Linked DNA regions of Homo sapiens: region 2 is linked to region 1. A link is a loop called in an ENCODE intact Hi-C map of the cell type or tissue named here. Cell type or tissue: PC-9. All regions are shown on one strand. Each heading gives the region's core, and the rest is flanking DNA. Links, peaks and the distances in the headings are about the cores only. Region 1 has its middle 18 kb from the start of TMPRSS13. Region 2 overlaps SCN2B (sodium voltage-gated channel beta subunit 2).

The links. A loop is a pair of places that touch in the nucleus more often than their neighbours do. Peaks named below come from ENCODE experiments on the same cell type or tissue, not always from the same donor. Only the 100,000 strongest peaks of a DNase experiment are listed, where the experiment ranks them.
Region 2: a loop joins it to region 1, with 6 times the contacts of the local background. A loop is called at or near these places in 2 of 110 quality-filtered maps.

The regions. Positions count from the first base shown.
Region 1 is chr11:117,944,587-117,949,957 of GRCh38, forward strand. No RefSeq gene overlaps it. Among named protein-coding and RNA genes, the nearest start is that of TMPRSS13, 18 kb to the left of the region's middle. In PC-9, for the core only: CTCF peaks have their summits at 1,118, 2,515 (motif pointing left) and 2,715; a DNase peak (open chromatin) is centred at 2,435; H3K27me3 peaks cover 348 bases.
Region 2 is chr11:118,169,063-118,174,433 of GRCh38, forward strand. The region is part of intron 1 of SCN2B (sodium voltage-gated channel beta subunit 2); the gene reads right to left. Among named protein-coding and RNA genes, the nearest start is that of SCN2B, 4.9 kb to the right of the region's middle. In PC-9, for the core only: CTCF peaks have their summits at 2,683 and 2,885; no DNase peak of the experiment used is centred there; H3K27me3 peaks cover 1,863 bases.

The DNA of each region.
Region 1 (5,371 bases), core at 125-5,124:
CACTGGATATGGCCTTCACGGAAAGAAGGACGAGGAAGGGACTCTCTGGGACAGCACCTGGCTCTTTCCCCAGAGATCTCTTTTAGCTTCTCTAGTGGAGGTCAGAGAGACTGGGGAAGGGGAAAGCCAGGACAGAGGTGAGACAGAGGAAATGACATCACCAAGTGATCCTGACCTCGTGATCACGGTCGGAGACAAGCAGCCTTAGAAGCTCAGGCCAATAAGAGGTAGGGAGGAGACAGCAGCAAAGGAGAGAATGAAGGAGAGAAAGAAGTATATTATGTCATCAATAGGAACAACAATGGCAACTCCAGCCAGCCCTGGGAGCTTGGGGAAAAATGAATTAATGGATGCACATATAACTAACTCACCCTAGATGAGAATCAGAGTGCCACAAAAAAACTTTAGATTAGCTAGAGCAATGGTTTTCATTCCTGGCCTCATATCAAAACCATCAATGGGAAGTTTTACAAATCACTGACACCTGGGTCTCATACCAACCAAATCTCTGGCAGGAAAGCCTGAGTATTGGTATTGTTAAAAGAGACTCCTTGCCTATTCTAATTAGCAGCCAGGACCAAGAACGCTTGTTCTAATCAAACTTCTTCATCTTACAGAAGAGGAAACTGAGAAGCAGTGTTGGGCAGAGATTAGCGTTAAGATGACTGATGTCCTGGTTTGCCCAGAACTGAGGGAGTTTCCAGGATGCAGAACTTTCAGTTCTAAAACCAGAACAGTCCCAGAATGTGGGACTTTTAGTGCTAAAACTGGGAAAGCCCCGGGCAAACCTGGATGCGCTGGCCATCCTAAAACTCTAACTCCCTATTTTCTCATCTCCCTGAAATTAGGGCGAATTTCTTTCCACTTGAAATGATAGAATAGGTGATTAGTGAATCCTGGACAGTCCATTGGGCCATTGGGTATCTTGCTATTTGATCAAATCCATAATGTGATAGAGCTTGTGTTTCTAGCTGCCCCTCAGGTCATGACAGCTCCCAAATCCAAATGCAAAGCAGTCAATTAACCTCTAGGGGGACAGAAGTCAGCGTGGAAGCAGGGGGTCTCAGCTCTGCTTGGACATCTGCTTGGATATCTGTTTCTATACTGGTTTCCTGGTTTCCTTCCATATTGGTGAAGGAGGGGCTTGTTTCCTGGCTAAATCCTCCTGTGACATGCTTTCCTGCGCCATGTGCCTATCTGTAGCACTAATCACAGCCATCATTTTATATTTGTATGATAATTTGGTTGATGTCTGTCAAGATTTTAAACTCAGTGAAGACAGGCCATATCTGTTTCTGCTCATTATGGCATCTAAGTATCTACCTATCACAGTGGAGGACGTGTAGTAGACACTCAGTAAATGAATGAATACATGAGGGAATAAGCAATGAAGATCATTACCTATTCTTGTGCTCAGGGAATAATATTGTCTTGTATCCTTCTATCACCAGGAGATTTCAAACCAGTAGGAGATGAGTGTGAAGTCTTTGTCTAGTGGGACCCATAGTGTTACAATAAATGTAATCCATGTTCATCTGCAATATAGAGGCACAAGAATAAAAATGAGGGTGGTGATGGCTTTGCTGGGAGGCCTCTCTGTGCCAGCTGCCTGAGACATGGCTGCTTCCAAAAAGCTGCTGGCTACTCTCATGTTCAGTGTCATGCACCTCCCTGCCTCAGTGACCTTTGACATCTTTAGTAATATCTGTGATATTCAGCCCTTGCCAGGCAGGGCCTCTGTCACATTCCTACTACCTCCTTGCAGATGGCCCACGGATTCATCATCATCATCATCATCATCATCATCATCATCATCATCATGATCAGATCTTCACTGAACATCCTAATGTCCAAGGTACTGTGCTAAATCCTGGGGAAGCACGGCTGGGTGGGAGCTGGTGAGATAGTGGTGAATGTGATATGACCTGGCCTGTTTTACCATTCAGCTAGTGGGGGAGATAAGATATGCGCTTAAAAAAGCTTATGCCGAGTGCAGTGGCTCACACCTGTAATCCCAGCACTCTGGGAGTGAGTTTGAGATAGAGCTGTGGGTTTGGGCTGAGCCAGGGTGTTCCCCATTGCATCATCCACACCCCCATTTTCCATGCTCAGACACCAGTTTTTGGACCTCACTCCCATCCTCCCACTACACTGCCCAAACTCAAGAGGGAGCAGGACAGGAGTCTCTTTGAGGAAATGCTTGCCTTGTCGCTCTAGAACAGGTGCAATGCCTTGTACCTTGCAGTACCTCATTAGAATGCTGATGAATGTAGAATGAGAGAAAGAATGAATGAGTCAAAAGACCACCCCCAATGGCACTCATCACCCTGAGAACAGCTCAGCTTTAATGGGGTGATGCAGTGCTCCTGGGTCTCACCCCACTGATCCCAGTGAAGAACATCCCACTGATGAAGTCATCCCCCCTGAGTCATTTCCTGGGAAGTGGCTTGGAGAACAAGCTCCCTTTGGCTTGCTTAGCCTTCCAGGACTTGGCTTAGGGCGCCACCTAGTGGCAGACCTAGGAAAGGCTCTCCTGCTCACTCCACTCACTCCACCCACTCCACCATGCTGGCCAGCCTGAATCCCCCAGGCTAGAACAACCGCAAACCAGGGCCCCATGACAGCTAAGTCAACCCTCCTGCAAGTCCTCGTCCCCCATGACTATATTCCCACTGTGTGGCTTTGGCCCTGAGCATCCTCTTGAGGAAAGATGTCACCATATGTCAGCTTCTTAGATGTCCTTAGGGCATCCTGCTCTCAGAGCGATCCAGCCCATGTATGGGCAGAGCTAGGGGCACTCTCCAAACCTTAAGGATTCCGGAGGGGTCTTAAAGTTTCCCAGTTTTACCTCTATATCTGCATCCTATTCATGCCGCTCCTTCTGTACACCATGTACCCCATTAGACAACACCCCAGCCTCCACACGCCAGAGTGAAGAGCACACTTTACTGAACATCTAGAGTCAGAAGGCAGGGATCAAGTGGTCGGGGGGTGAAGGGGCAGGTAGGGGGTGGCAATGTTGGCAAATCATTTAAAGCTGAGCGTTAGACATCCCTGTTCAATCCTGTGCAGGATATATGAAGGTACAGGGATCAGGTCAACATGACGCCATTTGCAGACCTAACCTTATAGTAGGAAGACTGGCTCCAAGGCAGCTGGGGTTCTGGATACAAGAGTGCTGTGCTGTGCACATAGACAAGAGCCCTGCTCTCAAGAAGCTTACATTCTAGTAAGGAATGGGAGACAGGCAACAGACAACTGAACAAGTAAGTAAACTGATGATTTCTGTAGTATTAAGTGTCATAAAGAAAATAAAATGACGGCCGGGTGCGGTGGCTCAAGCCTGTAACACCAGCACTTTGGGAGGCCGGGGCAGGCGGATCACCTGAGGCCAGGAGTTCGAGACCAGCCCGACCAACATGGAGAAACCCTGTCTCTACAAAAAATACAAAAATTAGCCAGGTGTGGTAGCACATGCCTGTAATCCTAGCTACTCGGGAGGTTGAGGCAGGAGAATTGCTTGAACCCGGGAGGTGGAGGTTGCAGTGAGCCGAGATTGTGGCATCACTCCAGCCTAGGCAACAAGAACAAAACTCCACCTCAAAAAAAAAAAAAAAAGAAAGAAAGAAAGAAAGAAAAGAAAATGATATGAAATGATAGGAAGTGGCTGGTGGGGCTGGGTGTGGTGGCTTCCTGTAATCCCAGCACTTTGGGAGGTCGAGGCGGGTGGATCCCTTGAGCTCAGGATGGTAAAACCCTGTCTTTACAAAAAATACAAAAACTAGCCAGGCGTGGTGGAGTATGCCTGTAGTCTCAGGTACTTGGAAGGCTGAGGGGGGAGGATCACTTGAGCCCAGGAGATTGAGGCTGCAGTGAGCGGAGATCACACCACTGCACTCCAGCCTAGGCAACAGAGAGAGACACCCCCCGCCCCGCCAAAAAAAATTAATTAATTAATTAAAAATATTTTTGGCCGGACGCGGTGGCTCACCTCTACCCAGAGACTGTCACAGCCAAGAGGAGCCTATGGAGACATGGCAACTAATTATGACACCCTGGATCAGATGCTGGAATAGAAGAAGGATGTTAGGGCCGGGCGCAGTGGCTCACGCCTGTAATCCCAGCAGTTTGGGAGGCTGAGGTGGGCGGATCACCTGAGGTCAGGAGTTCGAGAGCAGCCTGGCCAACATGGCAAAACCCCTTCTCTACCAAAAACACAAAAATATTAGCTGGGCGTGGTGGTGCATGCCTGTAGTCCCATCTACTGGGGAGGCTGAGGCAGGAGAATTGCTTGAACCTGGGAGGTGGAGGTTGCAGTGAGCAGAGGTCATGCCACTGCACTCCAGCCTGGGGGACAGTCTTGCTCTGTCCCCCCACCAAAAAAATTATTTTTGTCTCAAAAAATAAAAAATAAAAATAAAAAGGAAGTGGCTAATGGGAAAGAAGGGAGGCACCTCTAAAAATGAGGTCAGGGATCTATCTAAGAAGGTGATGTAAGATGACACCTGAATGGTGAGAAGGAGACAGAGAGAGATGGAGGAGAAGATTGAACAGTGAGGAAGGAAGACAGAGATAAAGAAGAAACGGCACTTAGGATGATGCCTCAATAAGAGACTCCCATGGCAAGGCGCCCGATGTGATTCTCAAGCCAGGAAGATCAATGTGTGCATTCAATCGTGTGTCCAATCAGGGCACAATGTGGTCTCTCCTCTGAGCCCTTCATTTTCACAAAATCGATCATAGTCATGGATGTTTTATGCAAGGGGATTTTTACTTCTTAATTTGGTTTCTGTCTTGGTTTTGGTGGAAATCAAGGGAAGAACTGAGATTGCTACCCATGGAGCAGAACAGAAAACACACGTTTGAAAACAGAAGCCCAGAGGTAAAGGCAGGGTGGCCCACACATCCCCCTGGAAATTCCTCTCAAGCAGGGCTCCAGACCACATCAGGCCTGGGGCTTGAGATTCAAGCTTGTCTTATCTAAATCTTGAGGAGCAGGGAGGCCTTGGCTGATTTTTAGGATATAATCCCCAATGTGTATTGAGCACTTACAAGCTCTTTCCTTTCAATCTCTCTTTTCATCTTTGCATCCAGGTACCGCTGTTATTCCCACTTTATAGATGAGGAAACTAAGGCCAGGAGATGTTAAGTAACTTGTTGAAGATGGCATAACTAATAAGTGGGAGAAGCAGGATTTAAATTCAGGTCTGACTCCATCCCTGTGCCCTGAACCACGCACACCCTACGTATGAAATATATAAATGAATTTTAAAATGAATGCTTTTTGGCCAGGTGCGGTGGCTCACGCCTGTAATCCCAGCACTTTGGGAGGCTGAGATGGGTGGATCACGAGGTCAGGAGTTTAAGACCA
Region 2 (5,371 bases), core at 218-5,217, 220 kb after region 1:
TCGTTCTTCCTGGCAGGGGCCCACTCAGCCTCCCCAGTCCATACTCCTGGAGTGGGCAGGCACATATGGGGCACCAGATGTGGTCTTTGGGGCAAAGCGGGGCCACAGAGCAGGTAGGGGAGGAGAGAAACCAAATCGTCACATCATCTATATCTGTCAAGCCAGGGGCAGCCAAACGGCCTCAAGCCTTTTCTAGAACCACTGTTAGGCACCCCTGCCCCCACCACACTTGCCCCAGTTCTGTCACATGCCAGCAGAAGACCACAGACAAGGGGCTTCACTATGCTTGCCTCAGTTTCCCCCTTATTCTCACCACTTCTAACCATCTTTGCTGGGCCAAAACCCTTCCAGCTGAAACTGCAGGGCTCCCCTGCCGTTCTGTTCTCAGGACAGCAGACTGAGAACAGCTGGAGATTTGGAAGGCCTCGCTCTCCATACCCCAGGGACAGAGCAAAGCTGTGTCCCAGCCCAGCCCAGCCCCCTACCTTCCTCAGGCTTGCAACAGACAAGAAAGAGGGCAGACAAGCTGTGGGAGGGAAGAGGTGCCCCAGAAGGTGAGGCACCATTCCAAGGACCAGCTGATGGGTCTGCAGGGACAGGAGTCCCTCTTGAAGATGTCAACCTGGAGACACCACAGCAAGGAGCTGCTACAGGCAGGCAGGGTGGGAGCTGCTGGTTCTGCAGAGTCCTATTAGGAACACCAGACTGAGGCCAGGAGACTTTGGTGCTGGGGCTGAGAAAGGCCTGTCCCACTCCGACATTCTAAGCAGGACAGAGCCTACAGGGAGGCGAGCGAGGGGCCTGGGGCAAGACACTTAAGGGGCATCCACTGCCTGGTCATGGAAATACCTCCTTAAATGTCACGCCCTAGGCACCTCACTGGACTCACCTGAGCCCTGGCCTTCATTCCAAGATGCTCTGCCCGTATCCTCAAGAACCTTATCTCAGAAGATTCCTTTTCTTTATGGAGGATAAACAGCAGTGTTCAGCATCATTCATTCACTCATTTACCAAATATTTATAAATCACCTACTGTGTGCCAGGCACTTAGTCTAGGCCCTGGGGGTTACTGCTGTGAACAGGACAGGCAGAGTCACTGCATCATGAAGCTTATATTCTGGGGAGAAGGATAGACATCAACAAGGAAAAAAATCATGGAGTTGTAGGTAGAGACACTCGGCAAGGTAGAGGGGCATTGTCTGATGTCGGGTGGGCAGGGAAGACTGCTCTGAGGGGGACACACAGGCAGCGCCCACCTGAAGTGAGAGAGTGAGCCCGTTGAAGTTTTGAGCGAGTCGAGTTCCCAGGCAAGTGTACTCCCAGGGGCCAAGTCCCAGTGGCTGGAAGGAGTTTCGTGTGCCTGAGGCAGAGGGAGCAGAATGACCGAGGGGGTGCATGGTGAGACCTGAGGTCCAAGAGTTAGGCAGGGACCAGCTCACAAAGGCTTTGTGGGCTAGGATATGGAATTAGGAGTTTCCTCTTTGGAGTGTGATAGGAGGTCCCTGCAGGGTTGGGGAGTATGGGGGCTGCTGGGAGGCTGTCCAGATGAGCCCGATAGAGGCTGATGTGGGAATCGCATAGACAAGGGGATGAGACTAGACTTGGGTTCAATCCCAGCTCCAGCATCAGAAGCTGGAAGAGTGGGGGCTACTCCTTTGTAAAACGCAGTTGGTGACACCGATCTCCCAGGGTTGTTTCGATAATGAAAAGAAGCAGTAAGTATTCAGCAAATGGTAGCTGCTATTATCCTCAATTCTCCCCAAGTTCTGCCTTGCAAACAGGAAGGGCTTCTAGGGGAGCCTCTGGCCTGGCCTGAGGGCACCTTGGAGACTGCCCCACTCCAACCAGTCCGTAGGAATTGGCGAACAGCCCAGGCCTGCAGGGCTCCTATTTTTCAAACTTTTTTTTTTTCTTCACAAAGCCGTAGAAGCAGCCGCCCTGCAGCCTGCAGGGAAATCAACATCTGCCTGGAGCACCCTTCTGCCAGCCCCGCCCCTGGCCCGAGTGACCAGGGCAAATGGCAGGACTTAAGAACCAGAGATTCTCTGAACTGGCAGCAGCCCTGGATGGAGGGGTAGGCATGGGGACCTCATCTGTTCTCCAAGCTGGGAGACAGCTGTCACCATCTGCGTTTTCTAGAGGAGGAGTCCAGGGCCGAGGATTCCAGGTGTGAGCTTAAGTGCTCATTAGGGGAATAAGGACTGGGGAGGCTGAGTGGGCCCCTGTCAGGAAGAACAAAGCCCAATTCCATCTCCTGTACTTTCATCGCCGTTCTGAAAGCATCTGGCAGCGCACCAGCCAAGGAGGAGGTGTGCAGAAAATGCCAACAGCATCTTCATCTGCAGAGGCCCAGAGCTCTGAGGGAAGGCACTGACAGTGCTTGTCCTGAGCTTACCTCCCATCCCAGGAATGTCCTATCCCTCTAGCTCTTCCCTTGGAAGGTCGATCATCTTCCCAGGGGCTCCCCAGACCAAAAAGTCTGCGTTCTGCGAAGCCCGGCGGACTCTGTGCGGGCCTCTGCCCCCCACCAAGCCCAAGGCAGTGCTCCAGATTAGAACTTGAACCTCACCATCTCGAAGGAGCTAGCACCCTGCCGTGGGGGAGGGCAGGGTAGAGAGGAGTGCGGGGGCGCCTTTTCTGGCCGGCAGGACGGGGGCAGCCGGAGAGGTGCAATGCGGGCTCCCCCTCCCCACCCTGCAGCGGGGCCCTGCAGAAGGTACCGGGCGGAACACGCGTGCCCTCTAGTGGTCACAGAGTCAAACGTCAAGTTCCATCCTGCGGAGCGAGCATGGGATCCGGAGCCACAGCTGGAGCTGAGATCAGAAACCGTAGATCTAGCCCCATTGTTTTACCGGTGAGGAAAGGCCATGAGAGCCACACACAGAGAATAGGGACAAGCTGAGGCCAGAATCATGGTTCCTAGCCCCTAATCCAATATCTCCACGTAAGCCTGTGGCCTCACCAGAATCCCAGCAGCTCTAGGGTGCTGGCCTCAGACCTCCCGCCAGTCCGGGCCCTCATTAAAGACGAGGGGACCATGGCTCAACAAGGTCAGAGCTGTGAGCAAAACTCTGGTCTCTTGATTAACTCTCCTGCTTCGGGAAAGCACCCGAATGCATGGCCAAGGCCACAGAAAGGACTTCATCACAGCCACAAACCCTTACAAAATGCTTACAACGAGCCAGGCACTGTCTACATACTCTACATACATCACCTCATTTAATACTAACAAAACCTGTTATCGCTCCCACATTCCGGATGAGGAAGATGGAGCACAAAGAAGTTAAGAGACGAGCCCAAGTTCACGGCTAGTAAGAGGCGAAGCTAGAATCTGAAGCCAGCCTGCCTGGCTCCAGACTGGGTTGAGGCATTGAAGCTGAGTGGTGAAGTGAGCCCCATTCCAAGGCATCCGATCTCTTGCCGACTATATGGCAGGTCCAACTCCAGGCAGGCCCGCCAGCAGGGAATTGTACCATTTAAAGGAACCTCCATACAAGGGGGGCCCACAATCTTCCTGGTTGTCCCATTTGAGACCAGGTCTGGGGCCTGTGTCTCCTGATTTTCAACTCACAGAAGGGAAAAGATCATCAACGGGATGAGGCTTCTGATCTTAGATCCAAAACCTCAGCAGTGGCGGGCCACCCGCTGTCTCCAAGGCACATCTGGGCCCTCAGGCCTCGTGTCATCCACTGTTCTAACTAGCCCATCTTGCAGAGACTATAAAAATTTGCTCATCTGCCAAATGCTGTCTCTTGCAGAGACTGGAAGTTAATCTCTTCACTCCTCTTTCCACCCTACAGCAACCTATGAGGTAATTATTTTCTTCTTGGTTTTTTTTTTTTTTTTTAAGTGTCTAAACAGATGAACTGTCTCCCGGGGCAGCCCCTGCCTCCCAGGTGAGTGTGGCATCCAGCCCGTATCTCCGCACCTGCACTGCCTTACCATCCAGACCCTTCCTGCTCAAGGGCCTCCCCAACCCCGGCCACTCCAGTCCATCCCCGTGCAGCCAGGAGCAACCCACCCTCATCACTCCTCACCTCCAGACCTCCAACGGCTACCCACTGCTTTCAGGATCAAGTCCAGGCTCCTGGGCACAGCTTCCAAGCCCTTTGGCATCTGGGACCAACCTATACCCTAGCCTCATCCCCTGCCAGCCCCCATCCCCCCAGGTCTCCTTCACTCCAGTGACCCCAGTTCTGATTTTTTCTGAAAACACCACCTTCCTTCCCTTCTCCATGCCTTTGCACGTATTTTTGCTTCAGGTTGAGAAGCTCATTTGCCCTCCTGCCCCTGGGCCCCTCCTACTTATTCTTCAGGTCCCAGCTTACAGGGCATTAGCCTCGGTGACTGTTTCCCCATTGTCCTTGTCCTCACCCCAGCCCTGTTCCTATCTCTTCCACATGACTTGAGGGCAGAATGGCAGGATAGTTAACCTCCCAGTGCCTCAGTTTCCTCATCTGTAATATAGGGGACAATAAGCCCAACTTCATAGGGCTGTCGAAGGATTAAATGACTTACTACCTGTATGAAGCTCAGCACAGTGCCTAGCACATGGCCTGGACAAAAGTCAGCTGCGACTATGATGAGCATTATTGCTATTATTGTTGCCATACATACAATGTTGTCTTGTTATTATTTGTTCATGGGCCTGTTTCCCTCTAGAGGCTCCGGGGAACTGACTCCTATTCATCTTGGTATCCCTGGCACCCAGGACAGTGTGTGGCAGAGTGGGGACTCAATAAAGTCTACTAAAGGAAGAAGAGACAGCTTTCTCTCCATGTCTGGGTCCCCACCACCACAAGCAGCAGATATGTGCAGTGGGCTAGAGTGAGGACTAGACTTCACTTTCTTTCTTTCTTTCTTTCTTTCTTTTTTTAAGAGACAGGGTTTGGTTCTGCTGCCCACGCTGGAGTGCAGAGGCATGATCACGGCTCACTGCAGCCTGGAACTCTTGATACTCCTTCTTCAGCCTCCTGGAACAGTTAGGACTACAGGTACATGCCACCATGCCTGGCTTATTTTTCTTTTCTTTTTTTTTTTTTTTTTTTTTTTTTTTTTGTAGAGACAGGGTCTTGCTATGTTGTCCAGGCTGGTCTCCAATTCCTGGCCTCAAGCGATCCTCCCACCTCGGCCTCCCAAAGCACTGGGATACAGGCGTGAGCCACCATGCTCAGCCCAGACTCCACTTTCTATGCCTCCACTAACATAATCCATACATTGGTAAGCAGGCCAGTGACTGTGGAGTCAACGGTCTCAAGAAAAACTTGAGGGAAGCCCAGTCATTTGAATTGTTTCTGGCTAAAACTAGCCTCATATGCTTCTGCCGTGGGTAGAGCTGGTTGCCCACCTGCCCTTTCTCTTTGCCACCTCC